Regions from separate parts of the Homo sapiens genome. Here region 2 is linked to region 1. Evidence: read pairs that join two places in POLR2A ChIA-PET (ENCODE). Cell type or tissue: PC-9. All regions are shown on one strand. Links, peaks and the distances in the headings refer to the core of each region. The heading gives the core; the rest is flanking DNA.

The links. Peaks named below come from ENCODE experiments on the same cell type or tissue, not always from the same donor. Only the 100,000 strongest peaks of a DNase experiment are listed, where the experiment ranks them.
Region 2: POLR2A ChIA-PET joins it to region 1 with 16 read pairs; 2 of 35 experiments call an interaction of 5 or more read pairs at or near these places.

What each region holds. Positions count from the first base shown.
Region 1 is chr15:70,648,279-70,657,379 of GRCh38, forward strand. It overlaps UACA (uveal autoantigen with coiled-coil domains and ankyrin repeats), which reads right to left. Exons shown (of 19, transcript NM_018003.4): 19 at 6,276-8,849. The coding sequence ends at 8,778. LOC107984791 (a long non-coding RNA gene) reads right to left here and starts at 4,697. Exons shown (of 3, transcript XR_001751595.2): 1 at 2,255-4,697. In PC-9, for the core only: no CTCF peak of the experiment used is centred there; no DNase peak of the experiment used is centred there.
Region 2 is chr15:69,826,271-69,835,371 of GRCh38, forward strand. It overlaps LINC00593 (long intergenic non-protein coding RNA 593), which reads left to right and starts at 8,964. Exons shown (of 5, transcript NR_026764.2): 1 at 8,964-9,011. In PC-9, for the core only: no CTCF peak of the experiment used is centred there; no DNase peak of the experiment used is centred there.

The DNA.
Region 1 (9,101 bases), core at 610-8,609:
GATGCCCTGGACAAAGATGGAAGTGGCCCCAAAATTCTGCTCCATTATTATTTTTTGAGACAGAGTCTCGCTCTGTCGCCCAGGCTGGAGTGCAGTGGCGCAACCTCAGCTCACTGCAACCTCCACTCCCAGGTTCAAGCGATTCTCCTGCCTCAGCCTCTCAAGTAGCTGGGATTACAGGTGTGTGCCACCATACTTGGCTAATTTTTGTATTTTTAGTACAGACAAGGTTTCACCATGTTGGCCAGGCTGGTCTCGAACTCCTGACCTCAGGTGATCCACCCACCTTGGCATCCCAAAGTGCTGGGATTACAGGCATGAGCCACCACGCCCAGCCAATGCCCCATTATTCTTCCTCAGAAAACTCTTCCTTGGAATAGATGCATCCAACATATTGGAAAAGATAACATCAAAGCACAAACAGTGATTATCTGTAGGCTTGGAGTGAATTATTTTTGCCTTTTTCCTATCTGTATTTTCTGAAATTTTCTAAATTGACTATGCTTTGGAAATTAGAAGGAAAATTTATCAGCCCAGGTTCTTAATTATAAGCAATAGAAATCAATCTGGCTGTTTTAAGCAGGCAGGGATTTATTTAAAATGTACTGGCTATCTATAGAGAAGGTAGAAAATCAGGCTTAGGCCTGAGCAGACAGAAACAAGTTTCCAAATTATACTCCAAAGCCTATCGGTGAGAAAACAGCTGTTCCACCAAGCATGAGATGTTCATCTTTTGACCACCTCCATCTCTGCACTAGGAACCTGATCGTGCAGTAACCCCAACTGTCGTTGCTGCCAGAAAGACGAATATCACCCTTGCCTCTTACCGTTGCTTAGTCCCCTAGTCAAAGTTGAGGGCACATTTGGCAGAAAGTGCTGGCCTGGGTCATGTGCCTGCACCCCAATACCACCTCTGTCAGGGAAAAGCAATCGTTTGGCATTTTCAGCCTCTATAGTGAGCAGATGTCTCCACATCTTATCAAGACTCATAAGGCAGAGAATTCCCAAGAGGTAGAAAGGTGGTTCGTATGCTGCGTGGTCAAGAGAACAGTAAACGTCCACTACACACTACACTTTTAGAAAAAGATGTTTATAAAAATACAGAGAAATGGAGCACTCTAAGGAAAGCAGTAACAGTTCAGGGAGAACTGTGAAGGGGTTGAGCATAATTCAGGTAGAGATGATGCCTCTACTTGTTGAAAATCATCTTCCTCTCCCCCTAAAATATGAATCATTTCCCTTCATTTTATTGTTTTTCCTAAGATTATCTGCCAATTAATACATTATTGGGGGTTAAACATGCTTTTCAAAAATAGTGTACAGTGGGTTATCAATAACTTACAGCCAGTGTGAATTAATTTAGTCACACTGATTTTTAATTCCTGCCTCAAAGCTATACCAATTCCTATCTTTGAAGGAAGTGAGCGAGAGGAAAGAAAACAAGAGCACATGCACTTAGGGCCTAGGTAAGAGGGTACAAAAATGGGGGACTTACGGTATGGTGAGCATGTTAATGAAAAAATTATTCAGTGACATTTGTGAAAGCACATTAAGAAGGTTTTATTCAGGACCATCGTGTTAGGATAGGGACCACTGCAACAGAGTTTGCAAAAGTGGAGAGAGACTGGGATTGACTCTGAATATAGCATGGGCAAGTGGACATTTATAGCCAAGGAGCATGGTTGGAGGGGTGGTCACTGGATGGGAAATTTCTACAAGACAACATCAGGAGTAAGGCTAAACTAACCCACAGGATTCTTACTGAAGACAGATGGGGTGATCAGACATCACCTGTGGAAGGTGGAGTATGAGGAATCGGATCAGATGTCAAGAGTGATCAGCTATCAAGGGTGAGGGCTCTTGCTAAACTGACTTGGTAGGGTTCTTTGCTAAAACTGGGTTGTACAAGGAAGTGCACAGATGGGCCTAGGAGAAGGTTGAATAGCTTGACTAAAGTTTGGCCAGGCAAAGAATTTTTGTCATGTGCATAGAAGGCCAGAAGGGAGTGACACAGAAAATGAAAAATAAATAAAAGGCAGGCAAAAAACCAACCAACCAACCAAAAACAACAGATACAGATATCTACTTAAGAAATTTGTTTGAAACATCTGTGACCCAAGAATAAGGCAAGAAAAAAAAAAAAACACGGATTTTTCCTTATGGACTCAAAATGTGGACTATTACCCTGGGTCAGTCATCTCATGGACTACAAATTATTCCAAAATAAAAATGTTACTAAAAATAGCTTTCTTACCATTAAGTCCGATGGAAGCACTTTAGGAAATGTGCCATTTTTATCCCACGGCATGTGCCCTGAGGCACTGCGTACTCCAGCTTGAGATGTATACCAATTGATGTGCTGGCCCCATGGAGAACACCACGCCAATTTCAGAACCAGGAATAACTGTGTTCTGCCTGACACCGTGCCTCACATATGTGATGTTTTCATCATTACATTGGCCACTAGGAAGTTGAGAGTCAAACTGAGGTCAGCCCCAGAAAAGCAGGATATTACAATGTTAAATGGCATATTTCCTGCATAACAAGCTGCTGCTTGTTTTTCCTATCCTTTTAGTATTTATCATCCCCATTCTCCTCTCCCATATTAAGAAAAAAAAAGTCAGCCATCTTAAAATCCTTTTTATAATGAGGAAGGGCAAAAATAATAAATATGCATATTGACATTTGCTTGGAAACCTAGAATATAAATTCAAGGCACTAGCTCCTTATTCTGGTTAGACATCAAATCACAATTAAATCTTCCTCAAATTCTCTGTTGTCCTGGTAACTGCTCTCTACTTAGAGAACATGGAGGGCGAGATTGCCCAAAAGGGTCTGGAAGGAGAGCAAGAGCTTATTAAGGAATTCTTTCTGATGTTCATAACCACACAACAAGCTGTGCCAGAACGACAGCGCGGAGCTGGAGAAAAGCCCTCCTTCAGGTTATCCCAATTGCTGTGATATATTTTAGGCTCTGCCGCCGTTAAATGCTATGGACATTATAATAATAAGATTGGCCATGGCACACCAAAAACATTGACAATAAATAGTATTTTGGATAATCAGATTGAAAATCCTCTTAAGACACATTTGACTCTAACAGCTATATTTAGACTTAGATGAACAGTGGCTGGGGGATTTTAAGTGTCAATTGGTGTGAATGAATAAAGATGGTTTTAAAGGAGCTATATTGCTTAGGGATTAAGGCCAACTGGAACAATTCACTTAAAAAAAAAGCCTCCACACTCAGTAGTGCAGCTCACATTTATCTGATTGAGGCAGATACACTTTAATCCTTAGGACTTGTATTGGTAGTCCTGGGATGGTTCGTCTCTCCATTTGTACAAAGCATAAATGAGATCTTGCAACTCCTGTAACTGAGACAATGTTTGCAGCAACAACAAAGAGGAAAAAAAATTTAAGTAGCAGTCATTTTTATTTTGGCTTAACAGATTTTCAGCAGGAAGACTCTGAATATGAATCGGCTTCATTTTTAAATCCTGAAGAAAATTTCTGAAGCAGCCCATAAGGTGCCACTTTAGTCAGAGGCAATTTAAAAAAGCCTAGAATAGCAAGAAAGAAAATCACCAAATTTGTTTGGACATTGTAGGGGGAAAAAGTTACAAATTATATTAACTCCATTCTCACATCCTCCCTGAGTCTATTTGCTTTTATACTCCTAGAACTCTTCCCCTTTTTGGAGGTAGGAATGGGGCAGGAGGCATGGTGTAAATAGTAAGAAAAACTTACATTAAGATATTGGTTACTTCCAACAATGGCATTGTGATAAGCACTTAATAAAGAGAATGGTGCAGACTTTCTTCCAATAGGCAAGTGATTCTTCTCAAGGGTCAAATTCCACTCTCTCATTGATAATTTGAGCATTGCTAGAAAAAGTAAACACTAGAATTCCTCTCTGGGTCTTTGTTTTCATGGTCCTTAAGGACCACTGAAGAAGGCATTTCCAAACTTAAATTCCTAACAATATATAGCAACCTTAAGAATCCTGGAAACTACTAGAAACACAGTTTCTCTAAGTGAAATATCAACAAAGGACATGTACCTACTTGGATTTCCTGCAGGTACCACTTTTAAAGTGGGATTCACCATATTCTTCTAGCCAGTAAGCAAGCTACTTAATGATGCATAAAACTAATTATTGTAAGACTGAATCTGTTTGGTAGCTGTTCACAATGTGGAAAATCACACTTTTTCATGGCCTATTTTCTTTTAAAATGTGTGCCCCTTTCCCATCCTTAATGGGTTCTGTATATGTAAAATAAATACTCTTCGCAGCAGGACCCTGGCTTCGAGGCCTTAAAACCCAATAGAGTCCTGTAGTTTAATGGTCCTTAAATGCTCAACATCTTTTTCACTTAATGCAAAATCCATCTGATCTAATAGCTGTGACTGAATTATAGATATATAATTTTTTTCTATTAAATGTTAATCTTCTGACTTGGCAGAGCAATAGACGCTCTAAATTATTAAGAAGGCAATAACCTCTCTAAACTCTTTCCAGAATTCAGAATATTCCCAGGACTGCTATCTCGAAAAAAACTGCGAACTTGCTTAAAATATAAGTCAGGCCGGGCGTGGTGACTGATGCCTGTAATCTCAGCACTCTGGGAGGCTGAGGTGGGTGGATCACCTGAGGTCAGGAGTACAAAACCAGCCTGACCAAGATAGTGAAACCCCCATCTCTACTAAAAATACAAAATTAGCCAGGCATGGTGGTGCATGCCTGTAATCCCAGCTACTCGGGAGGCTGAGGCAGGAGAATCACTTGAACCCCGGAGGCGGAGGTTGCGGTGAGACGAGTCCGAACTGCGCCAGCCTACGCAACAAGAGTGAAACTCCTCAAAAAAAAAAAAAAAAAAAAAAAAAAAAAAAAAAAGGCCTATTAAGTACAATTTGATGCCAAATATCAATTATAAGGGGCATTGTTTTTATTGATGTCTCTTCCATTATTTTACTGAATGGAATATATATACATATAAATTAGACTGAAATATATATATATATATGAACTGGAGAAGCAACCCTCACCAGTCTTGCTCTTTTTCATTTACATATGACATTTTTGTAACCTTCTCTTTTTGGTTGAATTAATTCATCATCAATGTTTGTTCATGCAGGCATAAATAATGAAAATGCCTCTAATATATAAGTGATGTCACATGCCCAATTACACTGAACACAAGCACCCTCACTGCCCAGGGAGTCTTGTTGGAATGCCATCGCTGATACAGCTTGATCTTTAAAAAAAAAAAAAAAAAAAAAAAAATCTGTACATTCATTACTCACTTGAGCCCAAAGGTCAATATATTCAGTAATAATCAGAAACCATGCTAAGAAGCAGGTTAATATTTACCTGGAGAGGCTGGTCTAAAGAGTCCTGTTTCAAATAGCTAAGATCAAAACACGGGAAAGAACTGAATTTCCAGCAACAGTCTCAGGTTCAGTTTCCAGTTTAGCGGGGAACAACACTGAATGAAATGACAGTTGAAATGTCTATACTAATTTTCATTTCGTATTTTGTGCACAATCTATTTTATGGTGCAAATTCTGCCTTTACTTCTCCAGTGCTTTTTATCCTCCCTCTGAACTTATTCATAAAACTTAGGGGCCAAGGGTAAGATCTAGGTCAGCCACATCTTTCATGTTCATCACAGGCATTCTCTTTCAACCCGTATTTTGGTGCCAGAGGAGCTACCATTACTTTGGTGCACAGAACCAACAAGAAAAAAGATCGCAAGGTTGCAGAATCCAGTGATGAAAACAGAGGCAATAAGAAGTAACTGTCTTCTACCATGGTGAAGCAGATGTCAAAAGAAGCTTGTAACCACTGCTAGGGTCTGGCACTCCTGCAAGCAGGCACTGATGTATCTAGTCACCATGAACACCAAAAATTAACTAGAAACTCTTCCCTTTTTTACTTTGAAACGAGTCGGTCAAAGACATGAACATTCAGGTAGGGTAACAAGCACATGTGTGAGAATAGTTTTTAGGTCCTTCCTTGTCAGAGGAAAGCTGATAACACTGGAGAAAAAAAATGCTCATGTTCTAAAGCTACAAGATTTTTAAAGCAGCAATGAGCCAATGCATTTATAAGAAGAGTAGAAAATTGTAAACTATAAAATTTGGTTAGGGTCAAGAGAAAAGGTTCAACTAAAAAGCCATAAAAAAGACAAAGCTAAATTCATCTGGAATTCTAGAACAATGCTGATACAGTTAAGTGATTATAGTCACCATAATATTAAAGATTTAAGATGTTCAATGCATGAATATTTGATTTTATTTCAAAAGACAATTATTTATAACACTGACCCTCTATCAAAAAGAATATGCTTTTCTGATGGGGAAGTGACAAAAAAAAAAAACTACACAGAACAAGAGTAATAAAGTTCTCAAGTAAGGATTGCACTCCAATAGGAATTGAGTGATTCTCTCAGAGAGCACTCATTACATCTTAGACAACGTCACTCTTCTTTCCTCTTGGCCATATGTTCAGGTCTCATAGTCTTTCTGAACACAGAATGGCAGTGGCCAGCATTGTCCATTATCTATGTTCCGCTTGTTTACTAATTAAAAAGCTTTGGTCTTCAGTGTTGTAAACGCAATTTCTGCCTTCGATATCAAAAGGTGAGTGAATGAGACAAGATTAGTTGAAGGAAGTACTTGATATTTTACTCCAGATAGCTGAATGAAAATGGGTATTCTCCCTTGTACTTTGGAGTCCATCGTTTCCTACTCCCAATGCTCTCACAGACAGTAAATAAAATAGTTTAACTCGCAAATCTTTTACAAGGATGTTCAAAACAATATTCTAGAGAAAACTTTATTGATGGTTGAAAACAAAATAAAATACACATAAGGTTCCCTTCCCATCTCTAATATGGAAAATAAAACACTTAATATGAATACTCAGTTTTAAACTTTGCTCTAAGTTTTATTTTATTTTATTTTGAGATGGAGTCTTGCTATTGCCCAAGCTGGAGTGCAGTGGCGAGATCTTGGCTCACTGCAACCTCCGCCTCCCAGGTTCAAGCGATTCTCCTGTCTCAGCCTCCCGAGTACCTGGGACTACAGGCACCTGCCACCATGCAGGGCTAATTTTTGTATTTTTAGTAGAGATGGGGCTTCACCATATTGGTAAGGCTGGTCTCGAACTTCTGACCTCAGGTGATCTACCTCCCTCAGCCTCCCAAAGTGCTGGGATTACAGGCATGAGCCACCACCCCCGGCAACTTTTTTAATTTATATTTTATTTTTTATTGAAATAGGTGGCCCAAAACTTGTGAAACAGAACTCATGCTGAAGGACGACATTAATCATAATAATTAAAGAGACAGATATTGCTTATGTAAACCGTATAAAGAATTAAAAACAAATCCAATTCTGACTTTCAATGTTGTTTCAACACCGAAAAAATATGATGGCTTATTCTTTGGTATGAGAAGTCATTTTGATGGTATTTTTACCCTATTAAACAAAAATGGGATTTAAAAATCTGGTTCGGGATGTTCAAAGATAATTGCTAAGGCAAATTTTGCAATTTGAGAAAACCTAACTGTAATGATCCATTTATTCAGTTATTTGTTAATACTCAAATTAGTAATTTTCACTCTGAATGGTAAATAAAATGTTAATAAAAAATAACAAGACATATAAACTTTCCCTAATGAGATGCAGTTAATAAAAACGGTTGTTTACTTCAGAGTATTTACTATAAACATGTCCACTTATGTTATTTTATTGCTATCTATATACTCTTTCAGTTTACTGTATTACTGTACTTTTCTCTAAAACTTTAAAAATCTGTTATCTAAAATCAATTCTCTAATGCTAATTTTGCAGGAAAACTGTATTTCACATTATTAATCTCATTAATATAACTTTCCTATAAATAAGCATGAAACATTTGGAGGATGCATATATAATGAGTGCTTGGTTACTATAGTAGCGAATGTCAAACTAATTGCTAAAAAAAGTCTAAAGGTTTTCACACTTTGAAAAATCTAGTATATCATCTATCATTATTCTCCAATATTGTGGCAAGAATAGTCACCGCAAGTAAAAATTAAGATACTGTTGTAGAGATTAAGGCAATTTTATTATAAATTCCTGATATATTCCACCCCTGCCTGTTCTTAATCTAAATGTAATTTAGCACTGCAAACCATTTATGAAAATAAATTTATTTTAAAAGGCATAAAAGTTATTAGTGTAAAAAGAAAAAATATCTATACCTACAAAAAAGGCCAAAGACACTAATGAAGTTACCTCAGTAAAGATACTGTAACATGTAACTTGGCCAGCCAAGTTACAACACATTCCTCACAACTGTATTATGTCTCAAGGTTCTGAGGATCTGAAAGGTCTTTTGATCCACCTAAAAGTGGCCACCAACCAAATTAATTTCTCTGAAAGACATCTTTAAGCAATTATTTCAGCCTAACCTCGCTTCATATGGACTCACTCAGATGGCTCATGTTTTATTAGGGACTTGAAGGTTTAAAAATATGTAGTCAATCCAGGGCAAAGTTATGTTGTTTGCCTATTTGTAAAATTAACACATACAGAAAATAAGATTCAAACTGATATTGAAAAAGACTAACATATTCATCTAATTTTAAAAAAAAACCTACCAATAGAACAAAATATATTTTATTTTAATTATACCAGCACAGTAAGGCCCAGAAAGACCATGGAGTTGCACAAAGAATGTTCAGCACCAGCAAGATAAAACAGATACTGGCAGTCAGTGCTAACGGCTAGCACACAAGCCCCTGCCGCATTTGTATGATCTGGAGCAGAGCCTCCTGAACATCTTCATCCATGTGACCCTTCGGAGAAAGAAGAAAGAGGAGCATTATTTTATGTCATCTTTGTTTACATAAGAATTCTAAAGATAAAGCTTTTACAGAGCATAACTAGTCATTGATTCATCAAATGCTAAATCCTCATCATTGTGATTTCTAAAGGAATTACTGGAAAAGGGAGTACAGCCCTATCATGAAAATAAGATCAATTAATAAGGAGTGCACGGCCGGGCGTGGTGGCTCACGCCTGCAATCCCAGCACTTTGGGAGGCTGAG
Region 2 (9,101 bases), core at 412-8,411, 820 kb before region 1:
TGGGCAATCCCTTTCCCTCTCCAGGCCTCAGTTATCTCCAACCACCTGCTGGTTCCCTTGCCAGCTCTGAGGCTCTCTCTGCATGTGTTCTTTGTGACTCTAAGAACACACTTGCCCCTGGCTGCGTCTGAAAATGGAGGCTCTGGGGTGCACGCGGCGTTACTATCTAATAAGCCGTGAGCTGCGCAGCAACATCAGTTGACTCACTTTGCAGAGCCTATGGGTCATTAAAAAAAAATCTAAACTAGTGCGAGTGAAGTAGCTTCCACAAAATGATTCCCATCACAAAATAAGCCTTTAATTAGCAGAACATCTCACCCAGCTGAAGCACAACTTTTGCAGACATATACCCAGTGATGTTAATTATGAAATGAATTTGCACATGCATGATTTATGGGTCTTTGACTTTAAAGAGAAAAAAAATCGGCTGCCTACTTTACTTATGCTTTCTGCCCTCTGAGAGAATTCACAAGAGAGAGATACCATGGACGGTTTCAGTGTTTCTTGGAAGCTTAACGTCCCTTTCAATGACTTTTGTGCTTTGCTTACATCAATCAGCTAAATATTTATTGAATTCTCAATTGCCCAGCACAGAGTCAGGGGCTGGGGAGAATGGGGATTCAGGATGAGTCATAGTTCTGGTGCTATGTTTAGATGAATTATGTCCCCTGGAGGGATCTTGCAGAACACAGGGTCTACCTTCCTAATTTTGCAGAGAAGGAAACTGAGGCCAGAAAGGAGACTAACTCCCTCAGAATAGTGCGATGACTCAGGGTTGGTGGCCCAACTCTGGCCTCATGTCCCAGCTGGGTGTTTCCATTACATTCCAACCAACAATAACAGCGGTATGCTAGGGCCTGGAGCGATAAGGAAGTTTTGTTTTGTTTTTGTTTTTGTTTTTGTTTCTGGAGATGGAGTCTTGCTCTGTCGCCCAGGCTGGAGGGCAACGGCGCGATCTTGGCTCACTGCAACCTCTGCCTCTTGGGTTCAAGCAATTCTCCTGCCTCAGCCTCCCAAGTAGCTGGGACTACAGGCATGGGCCACCACGCCCAGCTAATTTTTGTATTTTTAGTAGAGACGGGGTTTCGCCATGTTGGCCAGGCTGATCTCAAACTCCTGATCTCAGGTGATCTGCCCGCCTCGGCCTCCCAAAGTGCTGGAATTACAGGGGAGAGCCACCATGCCTAGCCCAATAAGGAAGTTTCGAGTCTGCAGTCCAGTGGGGCAGATGAAACACAAGCACATGAGTGCAAGTAGGCATGTGTGTTGGTGTGCAAAGATGCACACACACATGCATGCATGCATGCACGCTCACACACGTCAGACACCCTGGCAGAACTTAAGAAGGTGAATGTACTGCAGACTTGCACCTGTTGAGAATGCCAGAACTCCAGGCACTCTGAAGGGGGTCCTCGGAGCCATCCAGGAGCTCCTGGAGGAGGTGGCCCTTGGTCTGGCCCTAGGGAATTTAGACAGGCAGAGAAGAGGGGGAGCTCCTGCGGGAGGCCAGTGTGGGTCAGGAGCATCTTGGAGGCAGGAGGAAGGTGCCTCTGCAAAGCCTTGGTCCATTTGTGTTCCCAGCTTCTCCTTTTGTCCATGTACCTCATCTTGCTGTGGTCAGCTGTGAGGCATGTGGCTGCAGACCCAGTGAGTGACAGGGACAGCTCTTGGCCTTTTGAGCTTCAAAGGGCATAAACAGTACATTTGGAGGAGATGCCTGCTAGTTCCCTTTGATCTCCACCTGAGAGGCAATGGGGACTCTCTAGATGTAGGGCAGGGAGGGGAGGAGTTTTGGATGCAGAGTAGAAAATAATGAGAGAGAGAGAGAGAGAGAGAGATGCTGAGAAGCAACTGAGAGAGCTGCAGGTATTGGTTCTCAGAGCAAGGTGGAGCCTCACCCCGTCCCTCTAACCTGCTGTGCACCAAAGGAAGCTAGAAACGATAGACCCGACCCCATAGATAGGCTTGGGGGACGCGCCCTTCTCCTGCCCACAGCCGCATTCACAGCAGCACCGGGCTGTAGGAGCAGGGCAGTGGAGCTGGTTGGATGTTGCATCTAGACAGACAAGATCAGGGATTCTGTGGCATCCCCCCAGCCCCCGAGGGTCCCAGCACAGCAGACATTACCTGTACCTTCAAGACTCAGGCTGGTGGCCTGGCAGAGGCCCTGTAGTGTGGAGAGGGCACAGCAGCGGGTGGCTGGCCTTTAGCTATGTGTAGGTGGTAACCCCCACAGCCATTGCCTTCATCAGTGTTAGCTCAGCCCCTGGGAGGAAAGGGCCAGGAGAACCCTGACCTGACTGAGGAAACATTGCATTGATGGAGATGATAAGAATTGACCAGCTAATATTTCTGCCAAAGTAGATTCTAAATTGATTTCAGGTAATTGATTTAAGAGAAGCCAGGGAGAGAGATAAGCACTTAAGTCTGTGGCCTAAAAGCTCCATCCTCAGAGTTTGCTTGAAGAGCAGTAAGCTGCAGAGATGGCAGGGAGGGTGACTGCCGATGACCTTGTTGCTTGGGGAGTCTTGAGTGTCCCCAAAGCCCCCATAGCCTGACGAGGCCTTCTTTTAGGGTGGAAAGATGGAAAGATAAAGAGCCCTGGATACTCTAGGGAACAAAGCAACTGGCCTCTCACTTAGCTCTGCCTAAAGCTGGCTATGTGACTGTAGGCAAGTAGCTCAGCCTGTCTGTGCCTTAGTTTCCCCATTTTAAAACAAAGGGGGTAGGCTTGATAATCTCAGAGGCAGTGGTTTTCCAACTTCAGAGTGCCTGACAATGACGGGAGAATTGGGTTAAAATGTAGGTTTCCTGACACAACGGTCCTCAGAGATTTGTACATGAGGGCCTGGGGTGACTTGGAGAACCACTCTTCTTCCCCCAAAGAATGCCTTTCCACTGCTCTGGTTTCACAAAACCTCCTTCTCCTCCCTCCTCCCCACTTCCCACCTCCTTCCCCTCCTCCTCCTTCTCCTCCTCCTCCTTCTTTTTCTTCTCATGACTTATTTATCATACAGTTTTCTCCTGCTTACAAATACAAAAGGAGGCATAGTAAACATTTTCAAGCATAGCAGCATAGAAAGCAGAAAGCTCTTTATGCCTGTGACTCTCCCCCCAAGTCACAGTAGTTAACAGCCTGCTGTGCCCAAGCTCAAGTTTGAAATCGGCATACAAATAACTAAGAATAAATATATTTAAAACAAAAGTATAGCTATACCATACATACTATTTTGTAATATTTTCTCCCCAATGAACAGTATATCTTATCCTCATTTCAGACCCCTATATGGCGATGAACACGTTCTTTTTCACAACTGTATAATACTCCATTGAATTAATTCCCATAGGCCAACATTTAGGCATTGTCTCATTTTTCACAGCCACAAAACGCCACTGCAACAAACATCTTTGCACAGATGTCTCAAAGCACTTGCATAGGTGTGGGGTACATTCCTAGAAGTAGAATGGTGGATGCAAAGGCGTGTTTTACATTTAGCCTGTATGGCATTGCCAATTTGGCCTTCAAAATTGATTTTTCCAACTTATTCTCCCGCCCATATTTTGTGAGTAGCTGTTTTTCCATACACAGCCTCTGCCAACCTTGGGTATTTTCTATCTTTTAACTCTTTGCCAAACATATTGGCAAAAATATCTTTTTATTATTTCCTTTTCATTTTCCTTCATGATTGATGAGGCTGATCAGTTTGGGGCTATTCTTTGAAGTATCACATCATAACCTTTGTTCATTCTTTTTCTCTTAAGAAGGTGAACAAATCATGTAGTCAGGCATTTCCACAGTTTACAAGTGCAGCAGTGCAGGAGTATAAGACAAACATGAGTGCCACATCCCCAGACTCCCAAGCTGTCCAGCTCTCAGGTTAGAACAAACCTGCATTGAGTCCCTGGCTTTAAAGAGCACTTGCATTCCCAGAGCAGAGCTCCTCATGAGGGCCCATGTTTTCCGCCATGTAGAAAGCAGGACCACAGGCTATGTTTATCCAGGGGCTGCCCTCCTGCGGGGCACGCTGCTCCCAGGCTGTAGCTGCATCCAGAAAGAACTTTGTTAAAGGATGATGAGGCCCTGAGGCAGGGGCTGCAGGTGGGGCACAGAAGCAGACCTGGCCAGAGAGCTGGCCCCCACAGGCGGAACCCTGGGCTGTAGGTAGGTGGCTGGGGGTCAGGTCCCAACGTCACAGTTGATTCTCTCTGAGACGCTTGTTTAAGTAGCCATGGCCCTTGGTTTTCCTACTTGTAAAAATGAAAACAGTGATATCAATTTCAAGGGCCTCTTGTGAGACTCCAATGAGACTGTGTACAAATAAAACTGGAGCCTTCTATAACTGTAAGTTCTGAGTTCTGAGTGTTGATGCCAGAAATTCCACCATTAGATCATATCCCTAACGGCTTGTGTACAGCTAAATGCAGACTCCCTTCTGCAAGGGGCCACGCCACACTTTGTTAACTGTTCCATCTATAACACAGTCAGTGGTTAAGAGCATGGGCCTTGGAATTGCAGAGAGCTGTGTTCAAGTCTACTTACTGGCTCTGTGACTCTGGGCAGGTTACTTAACCCCTCTGAGATACAATGCTCTCCTTCATAAAGTGGACATAACCACTTCTTGGTTTACATGAGGAGTTAATGAGCTATGGGTTGAAAGTCTGGAGCAAGAGAAAGGTTCAATAAATGTCAGCTATGTTATTATCATCCTTAATAATGATAAATTATTAACAATGCTGATCTTAACCACAATGTCCAGATGTTTTCTTCCTCTCCCATTGTGAGCTTGTTGCGAGAGGGCTCCCAGAGGACCCATACCATCCCATTCATCTCTTATGTCATCAACCACACAGTCCTGCAAGCGTATATCCTGCTTCCTTGTGTTTGCTCCTGACACTGGGCTCCCTGTGAATAAGGAGGAGGTCCCCTTCATGGCATAATGCGAATAGTTCTGAAAAGGTTCTCTATTGCCTCTTCTTCTGCCGTCTGCAGTGGTAACAGAAATCCCAGCATTTCTGGAAAGCCTCAGGTTGGAGTTGAAACGCATATTTGATATTAGGAAACCGCTTCAGGATGCTCAGCTATGAAATATGTCCCATGGTGTCCACCCTCTGCCTTCTCCCTGGAAGACTCGGGCAGGGTATTGAAACTCTCTGTGTCTCAGCTTCCTCCTCTGTGAAATGGGGACATAGCAGTGTTTTCCTCAGAGGGGTGGAAATGAAAGAGAGCGGCCAGCATGGCCTGGCCCACAATGAGTGCCCGCTAAGTGCCAGCAGTGAGGAGTGCTGCCTCCCACGGGGTGTTCCCTACCTTCTCCGGTAGATGCTCCGTCTCTGCGAGTCCCTTTCTCTGATATCTTAGTCCATCTGGGCTGCTGTAACAAAAATACCATCAACTGGGTGGCTTATAAACAATAGAAATTCATTGCTTACAGTTCTGTAGGCTGAGAAGTCCAAGGTCATGGTGCCAGCCTACTTGGTGTCTGGTGAGGGCCTGCTTCCTAGTCTGGGATCTCTTTCATAAGGGCACTAACCCCATTCATGAGAACTCTGCCCTCACGACCTAATCAGGCCCAAAGGTCCCACCTCTTCATCTACTGCATTGGGAATTAGGTTTCAACATATGTATTTTGGTGGGACACAAACATTCAGACCACAGCATCTGACTTCTTATCCTCCCCCATCCTCGACCTCTTGAGTGGATCAGATGCCCTTACAGGTCACAGCCCACCCTGTGGTTCAGGGAGGGAGCAGAGGAGGGGAGGATGGGGTTGGGGGTGCTCATGTTAGACCCTCAGGAACCTCCCTGGAGGATCCATCTGGGGCAGCACTTTTGCAGTCAGCGTTGTGGGGGAGGCTGAGAAGCCAGAGGCAGGGCAGGTCCCCACCGGAGAATGGTGGCACTAGGGAGTAGGGTGAGGGATGAGCTGTTTCAGGAGAAAGGCAGGGGAAGGGGAATAGGAGGGGAGGGGAGGGGGCAGGAGAGGAGAGGGGAAGGGAGTGAGAGGGAAGGGAGAAGGGAAGGGGGAAGGAAAAGGAAAGGGGAAGGGGGAAAAAGAAGGGAAGAAGAAGCGGGGAAGGGAAGGGAAATGAAGGAAGGGAAGGGAAATGAAGGAAGGGAAGGGAAATGAAGGAAGGGAAGGGAAATGAAGGAAGGGAAGGGAAATGAAGGAAGGGAAGGGGAAGAGAAGGGGAGGGGAGGAGAAAGGAGGGGAGGGGAGGGAAAGGGAGGGGAGGGGAGGAGAAGGTGAGAGGAGGAGAGGGAAAGGGGAGGAGAGGGAAAGGGGAGGAGAGGGAAAGGGGAGGAGAGGGAAAGGGAAAGGGGAAGTGGAAGAGGAAGGGGAAAGGGAAGGGGAAGGGGAAGGGGTTTGGGAAATCCTGACCACACAGTCAGAATGGCTTCTCACCAGCTTCTCCCACCAAGGATGTGGCCCTTTAGGCTCATGACTTCCTGGACCTCAGTTTCTCAATCTGTAGCACAGGAATCCTGAAGTAAGGGGATAATGACTGCTCATAGTGGCATTAGGAGACCAAAACCAGAGGTGATGGGACCACATACAGCATTGCTGCTGAGGAGGGGAGGCTGCTGTGGGTGACCGGGCTGGGGTTTCCTCCACCCCAGCTCTGCTGGCTCCGTGTGGTTTCTAGTATGAGCCAGGCATATCCCAGCTCAGGGCCTTTGCACTGGCTGTTTCCTCTGCCTGGAAATCTTGTCTTCCAGATAGGTGCATTTTTTTACTTCCTCAGATCTTTGCTTGGATGTTTTTTCCTCAACAAGTGCTTCCCTGGGCACACTATTTAGTATATTGTGTGCACGTGTGCGCGCACACGTGCACACACACACACACACACACACACACTCCTTATTCCCCCCCACTTTGTTTTCCTGTGTAGCATTGATCACCACTGCATATACTAATTACTTGTTTGATAGTTTGTTGTCTGTCAGTCTGTCTCCCTCTATGACAATATTCTCCTTATCTCTTGCCAGGTAACATACTTCCTAGAAATTTAGCAGCTTAAAACAGCCAGCATTTTATTGTTTCTCACAGTGCTGTGAGTGAGGAATCCAGGCACATCCCAGCTAGTGGCTTTTCTGTTCCACATGCTGTTAGTGGAGGTTGCTCTGTGGCGTTGGGCCAGTGGCTGGGCTGGGACATTCAGGATGGCCTCACCGGTCTGTCTGATGCTTTGATGAGGACAGCAGGAAGGCTGGGGCTCAGCTGGACTACAGCACCTACACATGGCCTCTCCAGCACACCTGGAGTCAGACTTTTTCCATGGAGGCCCAGGGCTCCTAGAGCCAGTGTTTTCAGAGGTACAGGCAGAAGCTACAAGTGACCTAGCTTCAGAACATCACTTCTTCCTCATTCTATTGGTCACAAAAGTCACGAAGACCAGCCTGGATTCAAGGGGAACAGAGTAGACCCCACCTCTCAATGGGAGGAATGTCAAAGGATTTGTGGCTATCTTAAAGCTACCATCACACGCTTCACCAGGGCGGGGTCTTTGGAGTGTTTTATGCACTGCTAGTTTCCAAGCACCTAGCACAGAGTAGGTGCTCAATAAACATATATTGACTGAGTGAATGAATGAAAAAATGTAATTTTTACAGTCCATGCCAAGCCCACCTCTCCCTGGAAGTCCTCTACACCTACCCCAGGCCATGGGTCCTTTCCCAGCCTAGCCTCCACCCCTCACCTGCCCTGCCGTCCCTCTGGGCCTTGGGCTCTTTCCCCCTTTATAGATGACCCTACAAACAAAGCATTGAGTTCCCTGGGGGCAGGTGTGTGTTCTGCACCGTGCAGATAGGCTTCAACAGGAGTTCCTAACTGTATGCATGGCATAGGTGCATTTTATATGTATAATGGTTCACAAATCACAACCACCCATCAGGTAACCATCGCTATCCCATTTACAGAAGAGAAAACTGGGGCCCAGAGAAGTTGAATCATTTGCCTCAGGTCACCCAGCCAGCCCGAGTCTAGCTCAGTGTCTCCGCAGCAGCAGGTGCTCAGTGGCTCTGTGGACTGACTGTTCCATCCCTACGCTGTGCATATGAACATGAGGTGCCCAAGACTTCCCCTTGAGGTTCCAGAGCCCACTAAAGCAGGGCTTTGGGGCCTCACTTTACCTTTCTCTTCCCTGGAGACCACTGAAATGCACTGGCGAGAGAGATGGGTTTAATATTCATGAACCAGCCAGGCATGAGTGATTAGCTGACTCCTGTTGGAGGAAGAGGAATAATTGAATACGGTATTTACATAATAAGTTAATGCTGCCACCCGCCTGTGGGGCTCCTTTGTGGGTCTGTCCTCCACCTCCCTACTTGCCCACATTGTGTTTCTCCTCACCTGCCTTGGATGGCCTAGGAGGAAGTGCAGTGGCTTTGCACCCCTCTGCAATTTGGGCTGCCGTCTAAATGATAACATTATTTAGGGAACAGAACTCCAGTGCCTGGGAGAGCCTGTAATGGGCTGGTCGGTGGCCTGCCCGGGGGGCTGGACCCCTAAACAAAACCCTTCTGCAGACTCTGAGAAATGACAAGGGGAAGCTGAGAAGCTGAGACTGGGTTTTTGACATGGGCCTTCTTGCCCCAAACCTTCAGGAGACCTTGAGCACATTCCATCCCATTTTTTGGCTTCTCTCCTTTTCTGCAACACGCAGGGCCCCAGCCCGACCCTCTGTGGTCTAGGACTGCATTCCAGCTGCCTGGTTGAAGGCAGCAGGCAAGGGGAGAAGCAGGAGTGTGGGGCCATTCAAAAGAGAACTGCTCTTTTGTGGCTGCAAAGGGGAGGTAAGGCAGTTTCCATGCCTTCCTCAAGAGCTGCCTTTGGGGTTACCCCTGGTCAGTGCTCACTTGGGGTCCTGGAATCAAAGGTTCTTAGCTCATAATCACCTCATTCATGGCTGGCTGGGAGGTGTGCTGTGTGCATGTCTGACCCTGGGCGTGAGGAACACCAGCCAAGTCCTTCTGGCTGCGGTTAAAAGGGCTCACCAGCCTCTCCCTGAAGGTGAAGTGCAAAGATGGGCTGGGGATTTTTAAGGGGAGTGGGAAGTATTAATCGTTGGGGTGCTAGCTCCACTGTAAATACACTAAAGCC